2 separate regions of the Homo sapiens genome follow, and region 1 is linked to region 2. Evidence: chromatin loops called from intact Hi-C (ENCODE). Cell type or tissue: CD4-positive, alpha-beta T cell. All regions are shown on one strand. Links, peaks and the distances in the headings refer to the core of each region. The heading gives the core; the rest is flanking DNA.

What was found. A loop is a pair of places that touch in the nucleus more often than their neighbours do. Peaks named below come from ENCODE experiments on the same cell type or tissue, not always from the same donor. Only the 100,000 strongest peaks of a DNase experiment are listed, where the experiment ranks them.
Region 1: it touches region 2 in a loop (2.2-fold over the local background); 5 of 110 quality-filtered maps call a loop at or near these places.

The regions. Positions count from the first base shown.
Region 1 is chr1:116,932,136-116,937,625 of GRCh38, reverse strand. The region is part of intron 1 of PTGFRN (prostaglandin F2 receptor inhibitor); the gene reads right to left. Among named protein-coding and RNA genes, the nearest start is that of PTGFRN, 25 kb to the right of the region's middle. In CD4-positive, alpha-beta T cell, for the core only: a CTCF peak has its summit at 2,571; DNase peaks (open chromatin) are centred at 2,555 and 3,835; H3K27ac peaks cover 404 bases.
Region 2 is chr1:116,985,009-116,990,266 of GRCh38, reverse strand. PTGFRN (prostaglandin F2 receptor inhibitor) reads right to left here. Exons shown (of 9, transcript NM_020440.4): 9 at 1-3,466. The coding sequence ends at 3,300. Among named protein-coding and RNA genes, the nearest start is that of CD101, 14 kb to the left of the region's middle. RefSeq lists an enhancer at 1-186. In CD4-positive, alpha-beta T cell, for the core only: no CTCF peak of the experiment used is centred there; DNase peaks (open chromatin) are centred at 2,876 and 3,356; H3K4me3 peaks cover 1,104 bases; H3K27ac peaks cover 1,317 bases.

The sequences.
Region 1 (5,490 bases), core at 291-5,290, 53 kb after region 2:
AAACTGATTCATCTCCTTGTCTGAACTCTCCAATCCTTCCACAGGGCTGCCAAAATCATATTTTCCACATACAAATCCGATGTCCCTTCACTGATCAAGTCTTTAATGGCTCCTTATCACCTATAGGACAAAATCAACCCATCAGCCACCCCCAGTGCTGTCACCCTGGCCCCGGCCAGCACCCGTCTCATCTGCATTACTGCAGTGTCCCTTACTGTTCTCCTGGCTTCCATTCTTGTTCTCTAGTCTCAATACAGCAAAGTGATCTTTGAAAAATTTAAGTTGGGTTATATCTTACTCTGTTCAAAGGTCTCCAATCACTTCCCATCTCATTCAGATGAAAGCTGAAATCCTTATAGAGGCAATCCTTACAGGACCTGGCCGTTTTTGTTTCTTGGACTTCCTGTCTGTTCCTCTTCCTCCACTATACTCCAGCCATGCTCTGCTCCCAAGGTTTCACCTACTGCAACCTCAGGGCCCTTGCACATTTCCTCAACCCAGGACACTCTCAGACATTCATCCCACTAGCTCCTTCACCAGCTTCAGATCCATATTCTAATGTCACCTTCTCAATGAGGCCTTTCCTGAGCACCCTAAAGTGGCACATCCCCATTCTTGCTCCTGCCAAATTTTCTCCTTATCAATTATTACTAAAATACTTTATGAACATTTATGTTTTCACTATTATTTGTTTTCTTTTTCTTTTTTCCCCAGTAGAATGTAAGTTCCATATGAGTAGTGATTTTTGTTTTGTCCATTGCTGAATGACAGTGCCTAGAACAGGACCTGGTAAAATAGTAGTTGTTCAATAAATATTTGTTAAATGAATGAATGAATGAATAAAAGACATACAAGACCACTCATGATCTGGCTCATGGATACCACTTTAGCTTCATCTCCAACTGTTCTCCCACTCTCTGATGCTTCTATCCCACAAAACAAACATCTCTTCACTTTCTGGAAATGCCATACTCTCTGGTGCTTCATGGCCTCTGCTTTCATGCCTCCATCACCTGGAATACCCTCTCATCCATCTCTTCACCCTCTTGTAAGAAGCAGCTGCAGCACCACCTCCTCTGTGAAGCCTTCCCCAACTCCCCTAGGATCACTTAGGTACTCCTTCCTTCATGTTCCAACTCAACCTGCAAAAGTACCTTCAACATTGGCTATATGATAGCTCCACTGGGAAAAGTAAAGCAGATATGAACAGATGCTTGAAAGATCAAATTCTAATCCGAAAAGATATAAACCTGAGCACTGTCTTGCATGCAGAACTAGGATGTCCCCTCATCCATGCAAATCAAGATCTTAAATTTTGGTAACAGAATTTCAAATTGCCACCAAGCAATCTGGTATTTAGCACAGATTTCTTGTAATATTGTTAAATAACAGCTAATGATATTTAAAAATAAATATAACTTGGAAAAAATAGAGCATATGGCTCTTTTCAAATCAAAAAGAATATCTACATAGCCACATGTTGCCAATTTTTGTCAAAACCTTTTGTAACAGTTGATAACTGAGGGAAAAAGAGGAAAAGAAAGTTTTCCTCTATTTTTCCAAGTTCTACCAGTGTTTCAAACTGAAGGTCCCAAACACTTCTTTACCTGAACTGTATTAGTTTAGTTCCCCATAAAAATGCCGCTACTAAGTAACAATCTTGAATTATGGCTTCATTTGTTTTCAGGAGTCAATATAAGAAACCTTCATACGAAAAACATTTATCAGCCTTAAAAGTCCTATTGAGGACACTACTGGGTTGTTCAATGACACAAAAATTCACATAATAAAATTCCATTAAAATTTAATACCAGAAAAAAAAATACCTGTTGATGGACCATTGTACATTCTTTCAAAAAAACAGGAACTACACAGGTTTCTCTTACCTCTCGGGGCAGTTACCACAGCCTCAGAGTACCTTTGATACCCAAGACAAAATAAGGGCACTTTAACTATCACCTTCATGCAGTGTTTACGTATATGTATGTGTATTTCATTGGAAGTTGACTCAAATATTTGGGGGTGGTAAGCAGAGTTTAAATTTCAAAAGACCAATAATTGAGATTTCTACTTTTAGATTTTTGCTTTTTGCTATCATAGAGTAGCTAATATCAGATCACTCCCCACCCCCTGCCCCCACCCTCACTCCCACTACAGAAACCATAAAAGATAGATAAAAGCTAACTGAATGCAGTGGTGAGCAATCAAGGCAGCCAGGCTCAAGGGTCCAAGATCACAGAAAGATACTGAAGTGGACTCAACAATACCCACTGCCTTTTCTCTTCAGATATTTGCTATTTTTAAGTGGTGCAGGCTAGAAAGCAAGTAGAAGTAAGTAACTCAGAGCTTCCAGCACCTTGTGGGGCCAAGAAGACAACTGAAGTTCAAGGATACTAAGAAGGTCAGAGTTTGAGGAGCAAGATCCTACGAAAAAAAGGCAACAGCAGAGAAGTGAGCTTGACATACTACATTGTTTTCCCCTCAAGGTAACTGACATGAAAGATACATTGAAGGGTATGGGGAGGTGGTAAGTGGCTGAGAAGCTAAGCAGAAAATAAACACTAGGGGGCTAAAGGTTAAGTAAAATTTTTGACCATTTCACAATACGGGGAAACAAAAACTAGAATTCTGAGTCCACAAAGGAAGGTGGTAAACACTCAGATTCTCAGTTACAATCCTGGAAGGGCTATGCTCTTGGAATAAGAGCAAAGCGGAAAAAGCAACTAGCTCTCATCAAGACTAAAAGACAGTCTCAAAGCATCTCAATTCCTCATTGGATAAAGATGAGCTTCTCTTACTCTACTGGCCTGTTAGGAAAAAAGTAAATCTTCTCAGATAGAAGATGACATCATACAAAGCCACTACAATTTTTCAGTGTTCAATTAAAACTTACCAGGTATTCCAGATGACAGAACCAAATAAACAAAAACAAAAGAGAAAAAATAAGACAATAGAAACAGACCTCCAGGGATCCAGATATTGGTTTTATCAGACACAGATTGTAAACTAACTATAATTAATTTACTAAAGAAATAGAAAACAGGATTTCACCCAAACTGAAATATATTGAAACAATCAAATTGAAATTTTAGAACTAAAAAAAAAAATACAATATCCGAAATTAAGAGGTCAATAAATAGGTTTGGCAGCAGATTAGATGCAGCACAGAAGAAGTCAGCAGCCAGGCACAGTGGTTCTCGCCTATAATCCCAGCACACTGGGAGGCTGAGACAGGAGGACTGCTTGAGCCCAGGGGTTCAAGATCAGCCTGGGCAACATAGTGAGACCCTGTCTCTAACAACAACAGAAAAAATTAGCCAGGCATGGTGGCACACATCTGTAGTTCCAGCTACTCAGGAGGCTGAGGTGGAAGGACTGCTTGAGCCCAGGAGATGGAGGCTGCAGTGAGCCATGACTGTGCCACTGTACTCCTGCCTGGGCAACACAGTAAGACCCTGTCTCAAAAAAAAACAAAACAATCACAAAAACAAAACAAAATAAAACAAAAGTCAGTAAAAGTTATCCAAACTGAAGCCCAGGGTATAAAAAAGAACTAAAAAAGCCAGACAAGAATCTATGAGACACAGTAAAAAGGCCAAACATATGTGTCACAGAGGCCCAGAAGGACAGGGAGAGACTGTAGTAGAATTAGGCATAATTTTTGAAGAGATAATGGCTAAGATTTTTCTTAAACCAACAAAAGACATCATGCCACAGATGCAAGATAAGATATGTATCATAAACAGAATAAATACAAATAAAACCACACCTAGGTAAATCATAGCAAAACTACTGAAAGGCAGAGAAAGGAACAGGAATACAACTGATGGCTAACTTTCAACGGAAATGATGCTCATGAGAAGACCACAGAATGACATCTTTAAAGTGATGAAAGGAAGTAACCACCAACCTAGGATTCTATACAGAGAAAAAAAATCCTCAAATAGGAAGGCAACATAAACATGCTTTCAACCAATTCTCAACAAGGGAAAAAGAATTAATTGCACCAAAAATAAGTACTAAAGGGGGTTCTTCAAATAGAGGGAACATAATCCCAGTTGAAATCATGGAAATGTGAGAAGGCAAAGTGAGCAACAGAAAGAATAACTATGTGGGTAAACCTACTGAATATTGACTATAAATACAATATTAGTAATGTCTTCTGGAATTCAAAATATATACATAATTAAAACATATGACATCAATAGCAGAAAAAGTGAGGGGAGGGGTGGAATACATTGGAGCTTAAATGTTGTAAGGTCTTTCATTATCCTGGAAGTGGTAAAAGGATCACTAGTAAACACTAACAGATCACTGATACGTGTTCTAATCTCTAGAGTAACCACAAAAATGAAAGACTGAATAACAAGCTAATTGGTGGGGGAGGGGGAGGGTAGAATAAAAAATACTTGATTAATCAAAGACCCCATAATTTCAGCTAAAATCATATAAGCATTTCTCATAGTATTTATTTCATGATGTATTCAGTTTGATTTACTATCAAGTCTCCCAGTCTCTCTCCACAACAATATTAGAATCGAGTAAGAGGAAGAATAATAATGTACAGTGTTTCTTACATGGCATGCACTGACTGACTGAGCCAGGCACTATCCACAAATTGTCTTAATCCACAGAAGACAACCATAAGGTAGCTATTACCACCCCTATCACAGATATGAGGAAATTGAGAATCAAAGAAGTTGAATAACCTCCTGAAGGTCATAACAGCTATAACGTGAGGGACTCAAACCCAAACTTGATAGTGCAGCATAAGCCAAAGATAGGTCGGATTTCGTTTGCCTTCAATTGCATTATATATTATCATCCTCTGTTGATTTTTTGTCTTTAATCTGAGTAGGAAAAAGAAACAGCTTAAAATTCCCTATATTTCATATTCTCCATGGGCAATGGAACCAAGATAGGCAGCAAAGTAACACAGAAATGAGTCACTGAAAGAAGAAATATTATATATTTTCAATGTGAAGTAGACAGATGAGAGAATAGAAGAAACTGGATTGTTAAAAATTTCTTCAAAAATTTTTCTGATGTACTACCTTTGTTATTTTAAGTGATACCAACTTTAACACCACGCATATTTATACTCAAAAATGGTGCAGAGAACTTTATTCCAAAATCATACAGGAGGGACTTTTAGAAGTCCTCTGCTCTGACTTCTCAGCAGTAGAAAATTAACAACCAAGAGTTAATTGTTTCCCGATTACCATTTCCCTACCTCTGGAATACTCAAGAAAGTAATTAAATGCCTTCGACTTTCTTCTATCAGGTGGAATCGATGGGGACAGGTAGAAAAAGGCAAGTTCTTCAAAGTAAACAACTACTCCTGCAATGTTTATTTAAATAAGTGCTATTGCCAACCATGAGGAATCATTAAGAAAGACAAGGCAATGAAGACTACACTTCATTTATCTATGCTTTTCCACCTCCTTCTGATATCCATGGGAAATGGATTTTATTTCTCAGGTTATCATC
Region 2 (5,258 bases), core at 1-5,000:
TCATATAACATTGGATATGGACAAAAATACACAAGATCCTTTCTTTGTCTACGGAAAATTCTGCAGATCCTTATGTGCCACACTTAAAAAGAAAGTCAGCGTTTTCTCTTCTAGGGATCTGCACACATATTTATCACTGAGAATTTGGTCAAACAGTGGAGGAGAACTTACCCAAATCCCAGTTCCCTTCTTCCTCTGTTGTCATCGGTGAAGCTAAAAAAAAGTTTTCTGAAAGTAGCAAGTTGTGTAGTATTGCTTATTATTCCTGCCAAAAAGGCTCAGTCTTTGGCTCACAGATGTCAGTGACAAAATCATGGCTGCAGGCAGTCTGCAAAGCAAGAAGCAAGGGCCACCGGGGAAACAAACGAAGGTCTGGGCAGGAGGGGCCTCCTCTACCAAGATCTCAGGGAGCCCCTCAGATGGTGAGGGTGAGGGGGGGAAAGACACTCAAATAAATACATTTTTAAATTAAAATTTAGCCCAGTTGGTGAGTCAGAGTTCTACTGTCCCATGAAACATCTCAACAGTTGTTAAAAAGTCGATTTGCATTTTTTTTCAAAGTGAAACGTGTATGTAAACATCATAAAGTAAACAATTTACAGGAATTTCGAGGCTTCTATCTGAACATAGCTTAGGCTCTTTCTGGGGCTATTTTTATGATTAGGAAAAAAAATCCCAAACTTTTATAAAGTTCCTTTTTGTTAAGAAGTGCAATTCCACCTGTGTGAGACGCGGCTGGGTCTCTCTTTCATTCACACCAGTGCTGCTGGTAGGAACCTGTTCTAGAAGAGCACTTGTCGCAGGGGTGGGGTGGGGAGCCCTATTTGGTACAACAAAAGAGTGCATCTCACCACATTAAAAATACACATTCCTGGAAATTTATATCCCTAGAAGGAACTAGGTCCTTGGTACAATGCCCTGGGATTTCTCGCCCCTTCCTGCCAGCCCTCAGGTGACATGCAGCTTGGGCAGCCCAGTGGACATGGGGCAGGTGGGTGGAGGTCAATGCCTTAACAACTCCAGCCCTGAACTGCAGCATCAGTATGAAAGGAAAAGGTACAGTGTGTAAGCACCCATCACATTTACCACCATCGAGTGTCTGCTGTGACTCAGTCCATGGTTTTACACACACCCGGTCAGGTCCAAAGCTAAGCACCCTTTCTTCCTACTAAGAAGGGCCTGTGCCAATAAAATCCTGAATCTCCTTTTAATAGATGCAAGGGCTGAAAGGGCACTGGCTGTTACTAATACAGCACCTGTTTAAATATCTGTTCTCTCTTTAATTCTCACTTGTACAATCACCTACAAGCTGCCTCTTCTGAAATAGCAGTTAGGATATGTTATGACATGCAGAAAATACCCAAATCTAGTGCCAACAAGGCCTCGTCCTCTTCCTCTAGTCACTCAGGCCCTGGTGGGGTATACTTGTTGCCCGTCTTCCCACCACAGGCCCGGGCCAAGGAAAGGCTACTGTCAATGCAGAATCTAATGTTTCTACCATGTGCATGGTCCCCTTGGTGGGGAAAACTCAATGGGAATCTGCTTCCAGGGGCGACTCGGTGATAAGTGCAGAACCGGCTGTGGGGGAGCAGGGGGAAATGGTGAGCCAGGAGGAGCACAACTCATCCGGCCCATGGTGACAAAGAGCTGCACATGAATGGCCATCATTTTGTATTAGTTTATTGCTCAAAACAAATGAATCTTTTTTTCCCCTTTGGAAGAGAGAGCAGTGTTAGATCCTTCAAAGTCAAGATAAAAGCAGAGGATTGCAATTAGGGCATGAGTCACCAGCGAGCCTCAGAAAACCCTACTGGGATGCTTCCGAAAGGCCAGTGCTGTGCAGGGGGCGAGACACTTCAGGGAGCGGGAGGCTCCAAGGACAGAGCTTTTAAAGCAGCAGCAGAAGCCTGGGATGTGGAAGATCTCTGTCTACTCTCCTATTCCTGATGGGAGCAGTCGGGCAAAGCACACCGCTCTTGACTCTGCTCTACAGGCCATTCACATAACAGCAAATTGCTGGGTTTCCTTCATGTCCCTATTAGGAAAGCAAAACATACCACAAAGTATACCCTTTCTCACTAACCCCCTGCAGTGGACCTTAAAATGACCTGAAGGACTGAAAAGGTCATAGAAAAAACATGGTGCTTCTAGGTAATTTCTGATTCCTTGAAGTCAGTCAGTCTTGCAAGTAGCAATTTGCCTTCAGGTTAAGGAGCCCAAGCACGTGTGAAGGACATGGCATATCTGTGGGTCCCCCTGCAAGACTCTTGGTGACCAATGCCTTTGCCCCCCACAATGGGCAAGAGAGAGGAATAGTGGTGGCTTCTTTAGCCTAACTTGCACCTGGCACCACTCTGACCCTCCTGGCCCCAGCTGCGTAAGAATAACTTCGTGGGATCCCTCTTCTGCTCCTCCTGGAGTCCCCTGAGACACAGTGGCCTCACAACTACTGGAGCAGGTATCTGATCCTTTCCTTGTCCCCATCCTCCCCTTCCTTGCAGCCCTTCTTACTGCCCTGGACAGAGGTGGCTGTGTATTTTTCTTCATATTCATTCTTAAGGCTAAGGTGGCAAGATAAGGTGCTCAGTGGAGAGCCAAATTGTAGATTCCAGGGCTGCCATTTCAGTGCTCTCACAGAAAACAAATACAAAAGAAATGGAAAAGGGGCAGAGAAGCAAAAAAAAAAAAAAAAAAAGCAGTTGGGCTCAATAAGAAGTTATATACTCCAAGTTTGGATTTCAAATGTAGTCTAAACCCCTGAAAACAGGGGGTGGGGTAGGGTCGTAAAAGCCACAAATTAGCCTTCGGCACAGGTCTGTGTTGTCTGTCAGCCGGGTAGAGGGTGGCGCTCAGCAGCTCTCTGAACACGTGCCTCCAACGCGGAAGCTGGCTCTCAGGCGGGCAGGCACATTCTCACTGAAGATAAAGAACTCCGCATGCCATCACCCCTTCCTCACCACAACCCCGCGAAACAAAAGCTATAAACACACACAAGTCAGAGGATCTATAAACCAGTGGGAGAAAAAAAATTAGATGAAGGTTAACCATTAAAAAGCTGCAGTTGGGAAAACACACACTCGATTGTTACATCAGAAAGTGCCGTGGGAAGAAGAGCCGTGTGCTGGTAAACATGTCCGCGCTCAGAACTTGACATGCAGAAAAGAGAGAGCGCCAAGTCCCACCTGAGATTAGAGAGGACTGGTTTTTAGTGTAACACACTTTGTTTTAAAATATCACTGTCCTCTTCTTGCCCCAATTGCTCCTAGAACGTCCCTCTGTCACTCCCCTCCCGGGCCAGCCTAGTCCATCTCCATCGACATGAGCCTGCGGCGCTCGCGCCGTGTCTCCTGAACCTCCTTCTTACAACACCAGTGGGAGCTGCAGTACCCGATGAGACAGGACAGGAGCCCGATGACCGTGGACAGACCGACGCCGATCAGCAAGGGATACTTGAAGGCGTTCAGCACTGGGAGGGAGAGATCAAAGGGGAAGCCAGTCAGTGCTGCGAGGGAGGCCGCTTTGGGGGCACCCTCGCCTCCCTTCCCCACTGGAGCAGGATCTCCCGAGAGATAAGGTCTCATTCCTCCTGCATCTAGCACCTAGCACACCACTGGAGACAGGAGAAGCTCAGCCTTATCTGTCACAAAAATGAGCAAATGTCTTCCTACCCAGCTCTGCGGGGAGAATAAAAACCACAAAGAAGATTTCACTCGATGCCTTTGAATGTCAACTTGCTTTTTAGGGTTTTGGCAAAAGATTGATTTTTAAAAGTCAGTATAAGGGCACCGCACGTTCAGCAGCAGATGCATCCTTAAAAAAACCATGCATAAATCAATCCTATGCATCAAATAACTGAAGTGTACTAAGGGAGCTATTTTAAGTAACACTATACTAAATTATCTAGCAAAGTGAATAATCACTCCCCTGTTTGTTAAATCTGGGTTTTTATACGGAGTTACTTCAAGCAAGGAATTCCTAAGATGCAAAATATGGTACAGATGATTTAAGTGTCAGAAATGCACAAACACCATTTAGACTCCACCCTTGAAATCCCACCTTCCTTTCCCCATAAGTACCCATGCTCCTTGGGTGGACGCTGCCACTGGGCTAGGTGCTTTACGTTTGCTAAGGTTTAATTTTCGAAATAGCCCCATAGAAGACTATTATCCCATTTTACGAGAGAAAATGGATCAGAAAGGCTAAGTAGTCTGTGGAAGAGCTAGGGCTCCAATTTCCATCTGACTGATCACTAGGGAAACACTCAAAAGGCTTTTACTCATCCTCGGAGGCCCCTGGACTTTAATTCTCTTTATGGAGTTATTTCGACTAACATGTACTTTCTGAAATTTTCCACAAAGGAGACATGTTTTTTGTAAACCAAGGAACAACTGTCCCCACTCTGGGATGCTCAAGGAACAAAGCTCTGACTGTCTAGTTAGGTTGACCCTGGTGTTCATCGTGGGCCAACGAGGCTGGGAGCTCATCCTCCCATCTTGGGGCTCCGTGAAGTACCCACTCTGTGCCACTGACTCCAGAAGGAGTCTCTTTTTTTTTTTTTTGAGATGGAGTATCCCATTGTCGCCTGGGCTGGAGTGCAATGGTGCGATCTCGGCTCACTGCAACCTCCACCTCCTGGGTTCAAGCAATTCTCCTGCTTCAGCCTCCGAGTAGCTGGGATTACAGGCACCCGCCACCACTCCTGGCTAATTTTGTTTTTCTTTTTTGTATTTTTAGTAGAGACGGGGTTTCACTATGTTGGCCAGGCAGGTCTCGAACTCCTGACCTCATGATCCGCCCGCCTCGGCCTCCCAAAGTGCTGGGGTTACAGGCGTGAGCCACTGTGCCCAGCCATGAGTCTCTCTTAAGAAGCAAAACCAGTGGTAGTGAGAGTAGCAGGTCCCTAAGCTATAGCCTCCCCTATTGACCTGAGCCCTCTCTCTCAAGGCTGCTCTCTGCCTGTGCCTAGCAGAATCCATGCCAACCCTCGGACACCATAAAGCGAGTTTCTATAAATTTATGGAAGAGGCAAAGCCTTGAAAATTTTTCTAGTAAGTCTTGAAAATTATTTATCAATGGTGACACTAGCACATAATAGCAAAGCTGGGGAAACTGCAAGGGCTGCTGGTGCCCTTCTGGGTGCAGGCTCAGGCCAGGTCTAGAAAGAAAGCAGGACGTGCTATGGCACATTCCTCAAACTGTGGCCACCTGGGTTCTGTCAGCTACAGCCTGGCACAAGAAGAAGACATTCCCAAACACTG